2 separate regions of the Homo sapiens genome follow, and region 2 is linked to region 1. A link is an interaction called in ENCODE POLR2A ChIA-PET data of the cell type or tissue named here. Cell type or tissue: K562. All regions are shown on one strand. Links, peaks and the distances in the headings refer to the core of each region. The heading gives the core; the rest is flanking DNA.

Region 1 (5,998 bases), core at 957-4,956:
TTAGTGGAGACAGAGTTTCGTCACGTTGGCCAGGCTGGTCTCGAACTCCTGACCTGAGGTGATCCACCCACCTCAGCCTCCCAAAGTGCTGGGATTACAGGCATGAGCCACATGCCCGGCTGCCCCTGTCTTATTAAATCACTTGCAGGCCAGGTAGGAATGGTGGAGACGCTCGGTGCACATGGTATCTCTGCTAGGAGGACACTGAGGGGGCCAAGCTGCTGCCTCATCCACCCCTCCCTGCCTCTGCACCTGTAGATCCTGCAGGTAGCCTCAGGTGACCACTGAGCCCCCCCAGCCGGCTCCCCATGCCTGCAGGTGCTGGCCCCCACCCCTATGCAATGGGGTCTCCAGCAATGCCACCCTCTCCTGCAGCACCGGCTCTTGCCTTCTACATGCATGCAAGCATGTTCTCCTAGCAGGCATGTACACATGCACACACGCCCCTTCCCTTGACCCCACTCTGGCAAAACTCCTTGAAGAAGCTGTCTCTTCTCAAGCGTCTAATTCCGCTCCTCCAATTCCTCAAGCCCTTCCCATCAGACTCTGCCACCCCTCACGCTGACTGTCCTTGCCAAGGTCCCTAATGACCTCCGCACATTGCCACGTCCTTGTTTTTCGGCTCTCATCTGAGCTGCTGTGTTAGCAGCTAGTTTCCAGGTCACCGACCCTCCTGGGCCTCCTTCCCCGGCTGGCTGCTCTGCCCTGTTTCCTTGACTGGTCCTTGCCCTCCCTGCTAAGCTTCTTGCCGCTGCTGCACAGGGACCATCCGCAGATGCCTCACTCTGCCCCCTCATCCGCTCTGGCCATGCGGGATGCCATTGACAAGCCGATGCCTCCCCAGTGTGGGACTCCAGTCCACGCCTCTCCTTGGATTTATCTTCTACTTGATCTTCTACTGGCATTTCAACCTTCACAGGTCTGAATTTCAGCCTGATCCCTTCCTCCCCAAGTCTGTACTCCCCAAGCCCAAGTGTGGACCCCTGTAGTCCAGCCTCGGGAGGTGACATCTGCAGGGATAGGCAGAGACCCCCTTCCCGGCCTGACCCAGCTCTCTGCGACCCTTCGGTGGCTCAGACCAAACCCCGGGAGGTAGCCTCACTCCTCTCCATCACTCCTGATGCTGAATCTGTCTTAAGTCTCTCTCTCTCTCTTTTTTTTTTTTTTTTTGAAACGGAGTCTCACTCTGTCACCCAGGCTAGAGTGCAGTGGCATGATCTCAACTCACTGCAACCTCCACCTCTTGGGTTCAAGAGATTCTCCTGCCTCAGCCTCCCGAGCAGCTGGGACTACAAGCATGAACCACCACGCCTGGCTAATTTTTGTATTTTTAGTAGAGACAGGGTTTCACCATGTTGGTCAGGCTGGTCTTAAACTCCTGGCTTGAAGTGACCCACCCACCTCGGCCTCCCAAAGTGCTGGGATTACAGGCGTGAGCCACTGCCCCTGCCTTAAGTCTCATTTTTGGCTCTACTTTCAAAATATCTCCAGAATCCAGTCTCTTTTTACCACTGCTGCCACCTAGTCCGAGTCATGACCACCTCTCATTGTGATGATGGCATCAGCCTCCTCATTGGCCTCCCTCTGCAACCTATGATCTGGGCACCAAGCAGCAGCCAGAGAGAGCCTTTTAAAAAGTTGGTCGGGTGCAACTGTCTCATGCCTGTAATCCCAGGACTTTGGGAGGCTGAGGCAGGAAGATTGCTTGAGTCCAGGAGTTTGAGACCAGCCTGGGCAACATAGCCAGACTGTCGCTACAAAAAATTAAAATATTAGCCGTGTGTGGTGGTGCACGCCTGTCCCTGCTACTTGGGAGGCTGAGGCAGGAGGATTGCTTGAGCCCAGGAGGTCAAGGCTGCAGTGAGCGATGATTATGCCACTGCCGTCTAGCCTGGGCAACAGAGTGAGACCCTGTCTCTTAAAAAAAATAGTGACCTTGTAGGGTGCAGTGGTTGCAAACAGCAGCCTCCTCAGTAAAGTACACAGTCTGTTTCTTTCTTTCTCTTTTTTTTTTTTTGAGACAGATTTTTGCTCTTGTTGCCCAGGCTGGAGTATAGTGGTGTAATCTCGGCTCACTGCAACCTCTGCCTCCGGGGTTCAAGCAATTCTCCTGCCTCAGCCTCCCAAGTAGCTGGGATTACAGGCGCCCGCTACCATGCCCGGCTAATTTTTGTATTTTTAGTAGAGACAGGGTTTCTTCATGTTGGCCAGGCTGGTCTTGAACTCCTGACCTCAGGTGATCCACCCACCTTGGCCTCCCAAAGTGCTGGGATTATAGGCGTGAGCCACCACCCCCGGCCACACAGTCTGTTTCTTACATGGGTTGCCCTAAGGAACGTTGGAGACAATTCTTTCCACTGGACATTTGTGTCTCTGACCTCGTGCTGTCTGTGGTCTAGGCACCAGGCAAGTATTCGGGGTGCCCTTGGAAAGCCCCAGGGTGTGACAGCCAGGGTTTATGTTGGCCAGGTCATTGTGTCTATCCGTACTAAGAGCAGAACCATGAGGGTGTGATTGAGGCCATATGCAGGGCCAAGTCTAAGTTCCCTGGCTGCCAGAAGATCCACAGCACAAAGCAGCGGGCCTTGACCAAGTTCAATGTGGAAGAAATCGATCCCACGTGGTGGCTGAGAAGCAGCTCATCTGGCATGGCTGTGGGGGTTAAACGCAGCCCCAGTTGTGGCCTCCTGGGTGAGCTTCTGAGGGCTTCCCCTGTGCTGACCCCTCCTTACTCACTCCTACCAATGAATCCTACTTCCTGTTTCCCCACCAGAGCCAGGACCCTCTGTTCAAACCGTCCAATGCCTCCCAGTTGACTCAGAGTAAAAAACAAAGCCTCAGCAATAGCCGACAAGGCCCCCATGCTCCGCCTCTCCTTGGTCTCTCTGACCTCATCGCCTCCCACTCTTCCTCCTGGTCACGGTGCTGCGGCCATGCTGGTTTCCAGAGACATTTGCACCACGAGACCTTTGAACTGGCAGTTCTCACTGCCTAGAACGTCCTTCCTTCTCACATCTGCAGGGCTCGTTCCCTCAGCTCTGCCAGTACTGTTTAGAAGTTAACTTCTGGGCTGGGCGCGATGGCTCATGCCTGTAATCCCAGCACTTTGGGAGGCCGAGGCGGGTGGATCACCTGAGGTCAGGAGTTCGAGACCAGCCTGGCCAAGACGGTGAAACCCCGTCTCTACTAAAAATACAAAAATTAGCCGGGCGCGGTGGTGGGCGCCTGTAATCCCAGCTACTTGGGAGGCTGAGGCAGGAGAATCACTTGAACCTGGGAGGCGGAGGTTGCAGTGAGCTGACATCACGCCACTGCACTCTAGCCTGGGTGACAGAGCAAGACTCCGTCTCAAAAAAAAAAAAAAAAAAAGAAGTTAACTTCTGTCTGGGAATAGTGGCTCATGCCTGTAATCCCAGCACTTTGGGAGGCCGAGGCAGGCAGATCGCTTGAGGCCAGGAGTTCGAGACCAGCCCGGCCAATATGGTGAACCCCGTCTCTACTAAAAATACAAAAATTAGCCGGGCATGGTGATGCACGCCTGTAATTCCAGCTACTCGGAAGGCTGGGGCAGGAGAATCGCTTGAACCCCGGAGGTGGAGGTTGCAGTGAGCTGAGATCGCACCACTGCACTCCAGCCTGGGTGACAGAGTGAGACCCTGTCTCAAAAAAAAAGAGAAAAAGATAATAAATTAAACAGAGAAGTGAACTTCTTAGGGAGGCCTACCCTGACCACCCGATTTAAAACTTTAACCCCTTTCGGCTGGGCGCAGTGGCTCACATCTGTAATCCCAGCACTATGGGAGGCTGAAGCGGGCAGATCACCTGAGGTCAGGAGTTCGAGACCAGAATGGACAACATGATGAAACTCCTGTCTCTACTAAAAATAACAAAAATTAGCTGGGCATGGCAGTGTGCACCTGTAGTCCCAGCTACTTGGGAGGCTGAGGCAGGAGAACTGCTTGAACCTGGGAGGAGGAGGTTGCAGTGAGCTGAAATTGTGTCACTGCACTCTAGCCTGGGCAACAGTGAGACTCCATCTCAAAAAAAAAAAAAAAAAAAGGCTAGGTGTGGTGGCTCGTACCTGTAATCCCAGTACTTTGGGATGCCAAGGCGGGTGGATCACTTGAGATCAGCAGTTTGAGACCAGCCTGGCCAATGTGGTGAAACCCCTGTCTCTACTAAAAATACAAAAATTAGCTGGACGTGGTGGCATGCACCTGTAATCCCAGCTACTTGGGAGGCTGAGGCAGGAGAATCGCCTGAACCTGGGAGGTGGAGGTTGCAGTGAGCCGAGATCACGCCACTGCACTCCAGCCTGAGCAACAGAGTAAGACTTCATCTCCAAAAAAAAAAAAAAAAAAAGTTTAACCCTTTTCACTTGCTCTTCCCATCCTCCTTATAACATTGATCACCTTCGAAGCAACTATCTCATTCACTTATTTATTACGTCTACTGTCTGTCCCTCCCACAAGAAGGTGAGCTCCTGGTTTGCCCTGTAATAACCCCAGCGTGTAAGGCAGCGGCCCACGGTCAGCCTTCGGTATGTATTAGCTCACGGGCGAGTGGATACTACCCCGCGGCAAGCATCTGTTTCCTCAGTTGGAAAGTTGCACCGGGATTCCCACAGCTGCAGGGTCTCCCAGGCTGGGGCACAGCTGGCCCTCTTTGCAATCCGTCTGATGTAAGCATCTACCACGGCTCAGTCCCACCCCATCACAGCCAAACCCAGAGGCCATGTGTGTTAGAGGAGACTAAAGACCCCAGGAGATGGGGCCTGGCCACGGGCAGCAAGACCCTGGCAGGGCCAGCCAGTCCTCTGCTGCTTCCACTGCCAGTAACTGCATAGGCCTCACTTGGATCCTTCCAGGCTCTGCCCTGCCACTGGGTGCTGGGTGAGTGGTTTCCAGGTCTTCTCACTGGGTCCTCTCAGTAACCCTGTGAGTTATCCATCCATCCATCCATCCATCCATCCATCCATGATGGAGTCTTGCTTTGTCGCCCAGGCTGGAGTGCAGTGGAGGTATCACGGCTCACTACAACCTCTGCCTCCTGGGTTCAAGCGATTCTCCTGCCTCAGCCTCCTGAGTGGCTACAGGTGCCTGCCACCACGCCTGGCTAATTTTTTTGTCTTTTTAGTAGAGACAGGGTTTCACCATGTTAGCCAGGATGGTCTCAATCTCTTGAACTCGTGATCCACCCGCCTCGGCTCCCAAAGTGCTGGGATTACAGGCATGAGCCACCTACCTCTTATTTTTTCAACTGGAGACAGGGTCTCACTCTGTCACCCAGGCCGGAGTGCAGTGGTGCAATTATAGCTCACTGCAGCCTTGAGCTCCTGGGCTGAAGCGATCCTTCAGCCTCCCAAGTAGCTGGGACTACAGGCATGTGCCAGCACATCCGGCGAATTTTAAACATTTTCGTAGAGATGGGGTCTTGCTATGTGTCCCAGGGTGGGTCTTGAACTCCCGGCCTCAAGTGATCCTCCTGCCTTGGCTTCCCAAAGCCTTGGGATTACAGGTGTGAGCCATCGTGCCCGACCGAGTTTGGCTTTTTATATCCCCTTTACAGAGACAGAAACAGAAGCACTAGGAAGTTAAACTCATTTATTCTTTCAAAGATTTCCTGAGCATCGACTTAAGACTTGCTCACGGTCATCAGCCACTAAGAGACGCTGCTGGGATCCTGATACAGCCAGTGTCTCCTGACCACAGAGACACTGACGCCTCCCTGAACAATGGGAGGGTTGTCCTCAAATCCCGCTCCCTGGAGGCCACACCACTGCCCCAAATGGGAAGCTCTGCTATTACTTATCCATACTTGATTCTGCTTAAAAAAAAAAAAGGGCTCTTCGTATTGGTATTATTTATTTTTTATTTTTTTGAGCCAGAGTCTCACTCTGTTGCCCAGGCTGGAGTGCAGTGGCGCAATCTTGGCTCACTGCAACCTCCGCCTCCTGGGTTCAAGTGATTCTCCTGCCTCAGCCTCCTGAGTAGCTGGG
Region 2 (4,878 bases), core at 879-4,878, 360 kb after region 1:
CCAGCTCAGTGAGTGGCTGCGTGGCAGCTCCCCTAGTCTGGGCACAGGGTTGGTGCCGTCTCCCCATGGGCTGTGAACTCCAGCAAGGACTGTGTTTTGCTCACTATGAATTTCCCAGAACTTTGCAGGGTCCTGGGGACATCACAGGCATGTAGTCAGCGCTAGTAAATTAAAGAATAGCTGGCCACAGTGGCTCACACCTGTAATCCCAACACTTTGGAAGGCCGAGGTGGGGGGATCACTTGAGCCCAGTACTTTGAGACCAGCTTGGGCCACATAGTAACACCCTGTCTCTCCAGAAAAAAAAAAAAAAGTTAGCTGGGCATGGTGGCGCACACCTGTAGTCCCAGCTATTTGGGAGGCTGAGGTGGGAGGATCACTTCAGGCCAGAAGTTCGAGCCCAGCCTGGGCGACAGAGCAAGACCCTGTCTCATTAAAAAAATAAAAAGAAAGAAAGAAAATACTGGGCACGTGGAGAAGCAAGCGCTTGCCCAAAGACTGATTTTCTGGTTATCTGGCGGGTTAATAAGAAACACTGCGTGTTCAGGAATCTCTACACAGGGCAGCTGGCAATGCCTTCCCATCTTGGAGATTAGGGCCGAATGAACAGAAGGAAACCTCTTGGCCAGATCTCACGGCGTATGGTGGCTGTGTTTATTTATGGTGTGGTTTTCTCACCACGAGGGTGGATCTTGGTCCCCAGTACCCTGAAGAAGAGAGGATGTTCCGGGTCTAGGAGAGGAAAGAGGTGTCTACAGCATGGTGTGGAGGGAAGGGTACTGAATTTCTGATCCAAGGGACCAGCGTGAACACGGATTCCCACTGCCTGTCGGGTGAACAGAATCTGGAGTCTGTAAGATGGGCGCAACGCCACCTCCTCTGCTGTTTCCCACAACGCATACAGGGATGCAGAGCGGTCTGCTGTGGCTGTCGCTCCAGCTCCCTTGGCCCCACAGATGAGGGCAGAGAGGCAGCAATGAGTCCCAAATTGGGAGAAGAATGAGCATGCTTGGAAAACAGCTTTGTGCACCTAAACTCCTAAAATCATAGTGCTTTTCCTGGGTAGGTCACATTTTCCACCAAAATCAGAGGGCAGGAAAAGACCTGGTTCACTTCCAGTTGCCATAGTTTATACGAGACAATGTCTGGCTACTACAAAACGAGGGAGAGAGGTTCTGAGCCCCCCACCCAGAGACACAGCCTTGGGTAGGTCACCTGGCTCTCACCCTCCCCAGCTGAGTGATCCAGGCAAGTGATTTAATGTAAAATGGGGACACCCTCTGATACATACTTCATAGAGCTGCTATGAGGATTAAGTCACATAAAACGCCCAGTGCAATGAGCGTGGATGTCAGTTTCTCTTCCTCTTGCTATTCAATCTGACTCCACCTCGTATAAAGATTACGTGCCCATGTTCCTTTAATTCTCAAAATGGGGCCAGGCGCAGTGGCTCACGCCTGTAATCCCAGCACTTTGGGAGGGCAAGGCAGGGGGATCACCTGAGGTCAGGACTTTGAGACCAGCCTGGCCAACATGGTGAAACCCCATCTCTACTAAAAATACAAAAATTAGCTGGGTGTGGTGGTGGGCGCCTGCAATCTCAGCTACTTGGGAGGCTGAGGCAGGAGAATCGCTTGAACCCGGGAGGCAGAGGTTGCAGTGAGCCAAGATCACACCACTACACTCCAGCCTGGGCAACAGAGTGAGACTCTGTCTGAAAAAAAAAAAAAAAAAATTCTCAAAATGTTATTATACATTTGATATGTATCAGTATTTCTTGATTCTGAGAGATCATTTGATATTAACTCCCAATCACGGAAATTCAAGTGAAACTTACAAGCTGCGGCCTTTCCATGGAAATGCTATTCTCTTGAATCTGTTCAGCACACCCCCAGAAAATGAACAGAAGTACAGTACTGACTTAGGGTAGACAGTAGGGGTAAAAAGGGACAGAGGCGGAGACAAAATTTCTCAGTATATAAACATACAAATTTTATTTTTTTGGAGACAGGGTCTCACTGTGTTACCCAGGCTGGAGTGCAGTGATGCAATCACAGTTTACTGCAGCCTCGAACTCCTGGGCTCAAGCAATCCTCCCGCCTCAGCCATCTGAGTAGCTGGGATTACGGGCGCGTGCCACCATGTCCAGCTAATGTGTGTGTGTGTGTGTGTGTGTGTGTGTGTGTTTTGTAAAGACACGGTTTTGCCATGTTACTCCTGAGCTCAAGTGACCGCCCCCCACCTCAGCCTCCCAAAGTACTGCCATTACAGGTGCGAGTGACCGGACCTGGCTAAAATTTTGATTTTAGACCAAGTGAACACGTTACCTATTCAGAAAATAAGATTGAATAAAAAATTATAATTTGGTCTATGAGTATAAAAGCTACGCGTACAAAGTTTTCCTACAAGCCTTTTTTATAAATCTCTCAGGACTGAGAGATTTCCATCAAGAATCAAGAATTTGTTTTTTTGTTTTTCACCCCGTCACAAACCCACTCTGCGAAGATGAAAATGCCAGATGTATCCAACAAGCATTGCACTCCATAGAATACTTGCTAGACGCTCATTTAAACGGTGAGATGTGAGAGACGCTGTCTCGGAGACGCATAATGACATGTAAGGCGGAGCAGGTGCCGGGGCAGGCCACGTGGCCGGCTCTGTGGCAGGGAGAGGGGAGGATAATTCTCAGCCCTAACGAGAAGGGCTCTGCTTTATGGATTACTCAAACCACATGACATTACTGATATTTGACCATTTTTGAGCTACAAAAAAATGTCCGTTTTATAAGCAGTATTCTTTACTGCTCTGTTGTGGCTGTTATCTCAAAACAACACATAATTCTGCCTGCCAGGCTCAGCCTTGTAGGCACACGCAGTGCTCCCCACTACAATCTTCGGCTCTGCAAGGAGCCCAAAGGACCCTAATTCCCCCGACCCAGCCAGCCCCCTAGGGTACGGTTCTTGGGGTCTGCTCATCTCCATTTGCCTGGGTTCCCCATAGCTTTCTCCCGGCCATCTTGCCTCCTGTTAAAGTGGGACCTCCCCCGCCACCACCCGCCTTGTGTAGGTCACTTGTTTTCTACCTCCTGTGTTCCCCCATACCAGGATGGGGAGGGGCTACTGAGGTCTGGCCGGCTGCTGACCCTGCCCCTCCTCTTGGCCTCGGGGTCAACCAGGGAGAGAGGCAGCCACAGGTGGTTTGCTGATCTGGTCTTACAGATAAGGAAACCGAGGCTTCGCATGAATGTGACTCACCACTGAAACAAATGCCCGGGAAACAGGCCCCTTGACTTCATGCCTTCTATTATTCTTTTTATACTTAGCATACATCATGAGACATATGGGAACTTGTTAAAATTAAGAAACATCAGCCATTAAAATTAAGAAATATCAGAGGGGTGTGGTGGTGCACAACTGTAGTCCCAGCTACTCGGGAGGCTGAGGCGGAAAGAGCCCACGAGTCCTGCCTGGACAACACAGCAAGACCCCATCTCTTAGAAAATTAAAAGATGCCCATGAAGGTTGATTTGGGCAGTTGATGGCTAAGATATTAATTCCTCTGCCCAGCTCGATGGCACTGCCCCACTGCTCCGTCTGCAGGACAGAAGACGGATGTCAAAGACAACAGACAGGTCCCAACTCCGCACAGCTGCATCCGGCACAGAGAAAGACTTGGGAGATTTGTAGTGGGTTGACCCTCCAACCAATTAATTGGCTCCAGGGACCAACTAATGAAATGAGAGGGATGAATGGGAACTGCACTATCCAAAATGGTAGCCAGTGGCCACATGTGGATTACATTTCATCTAAGTTAAATTTAAAATTTGTTCCCTCCATTCCAGCTGCCATACTTCAAGGGCCCAACAGTTACATGTAGCTAGTGGCAATTATATTTGCTGGGGCGGGTAGAGACCATTTAATCAACACAGAGAGTTCTAGGGACAGTGCTGGCCTCCAATGACCCCCAGGTCCTGAGGATAACGCTATTAACCATTGCAAGGGAGGTACCGCCCCATTTCACAGACTGAGGAAGCTGATGATCAGATGACTGACCGGCTTTGTCGAAATCATAGCAGGAGAGGTAGGGCCTGGATTTGAATCCAGATTCGGCCGACTGTCCAACTGAGGCTCTCTGCAGAACACCATGCCACCATCTCTTCCCCATGCCTCTAGCTGAATGCAATTCCCTGTCTCCATGAAACAGGGGGCGAGGTCATCAGTGAAAAACGAGACGGGGCAGGGAAACCGTTGTGGCTGAGTCTCAAAATAGTCCTGCCACTGCCAAAAGGAATAGCTCTGATCTCATCTGCGCTGGTAAAAATGTTTTCCTCCTAAAGTATTTGTTTCAGAAATAAGCCTTTAATTTGAATGCTTTCAGAGCCAACATTTCTGTCTGCTGAAAATATTTATTTCTATTGTTTGGCAGGAATCAATTTGTTAGGGCACCAGCCATTCTGGCAAGGGCTCCCTTCCCCTTCGCGAGGAGAACACTGGCAGGGAAGCCACCCGCGGGCCTGTGGCTCACTCCCTGTTGGGGTTTCTCAGCCACTAACATCTGCCCGGGCAGACACGGGCTGCTGGGGAACAAAACAAACCACCTAGTGTGTGTGTGCCCGGGACATATACGCTTTGGGGGGTCCCTGGGAACGTACAGCTGGGCCTGGTGGGCCACTGGCTGCTTATAACTTGCAGAATTAAAATAGATTTTGTGGCCAGGCACAGTGGCTCACACCTGTAACCCCCGCACTTTGGGAGGCCGAGGCAGGTGGATCACCTGAGGTCAGGAGTTCGAGACCAGCCTGGCCAACATGGCAAAACCCTGTCTCTATTAAAAATACAAAAAAATAGCCGGGCGTGGTGGTGCAAGTCTGTAATCCCA

The links. ChIA-PET counts read pairs that join two places held together with the same protein. Peaks named below come from ENCODE experiments on the same cell type or tissue, not always from the same donor. Only the 100,000 strongest peaks of a DNase experiment are listed, where the experiment ranks them.
Region 2: POLR2A ChIA-PET joins it to region 1 with 5 read pairs; 1 of 35 experiments calls an interaction of 5 or more read pairs at or near these places.

What each region holds. Positions count from the first base shown.
Region 1 is chr7:102,261,376-102,267,373 of GRCh38, reverse strand. It overlaps a transcript of CUX1 not described here. Among named protein-coding and RNA genes, the nearest start is that of SH2B2, 22 kb to the left of the region's middle. In K562, for the core only: no CTCF peak of the experiment used is centred there; a DNase peak (open chromatin) is centred at 2,853; H3K27me3 peaks cover 16 bases.
Region 2 is chr7:101,901,426-101,906,303 of GRCh38, reverse strand. The region is part of intron 1 of CUX1 (cut like homeobox 1); the gene reads right to left. Among named protein-coding and RNA genes, the nearest start is that of CUX1, 86 kb to the right of the region's middle. In K562, for the core only: no CTCF peak of the experiment used is centred there; DNase peaks (open chromatin) are centred at 2,663, 3,153 and 3,984; H3K4me3 peaks cover 693 bases.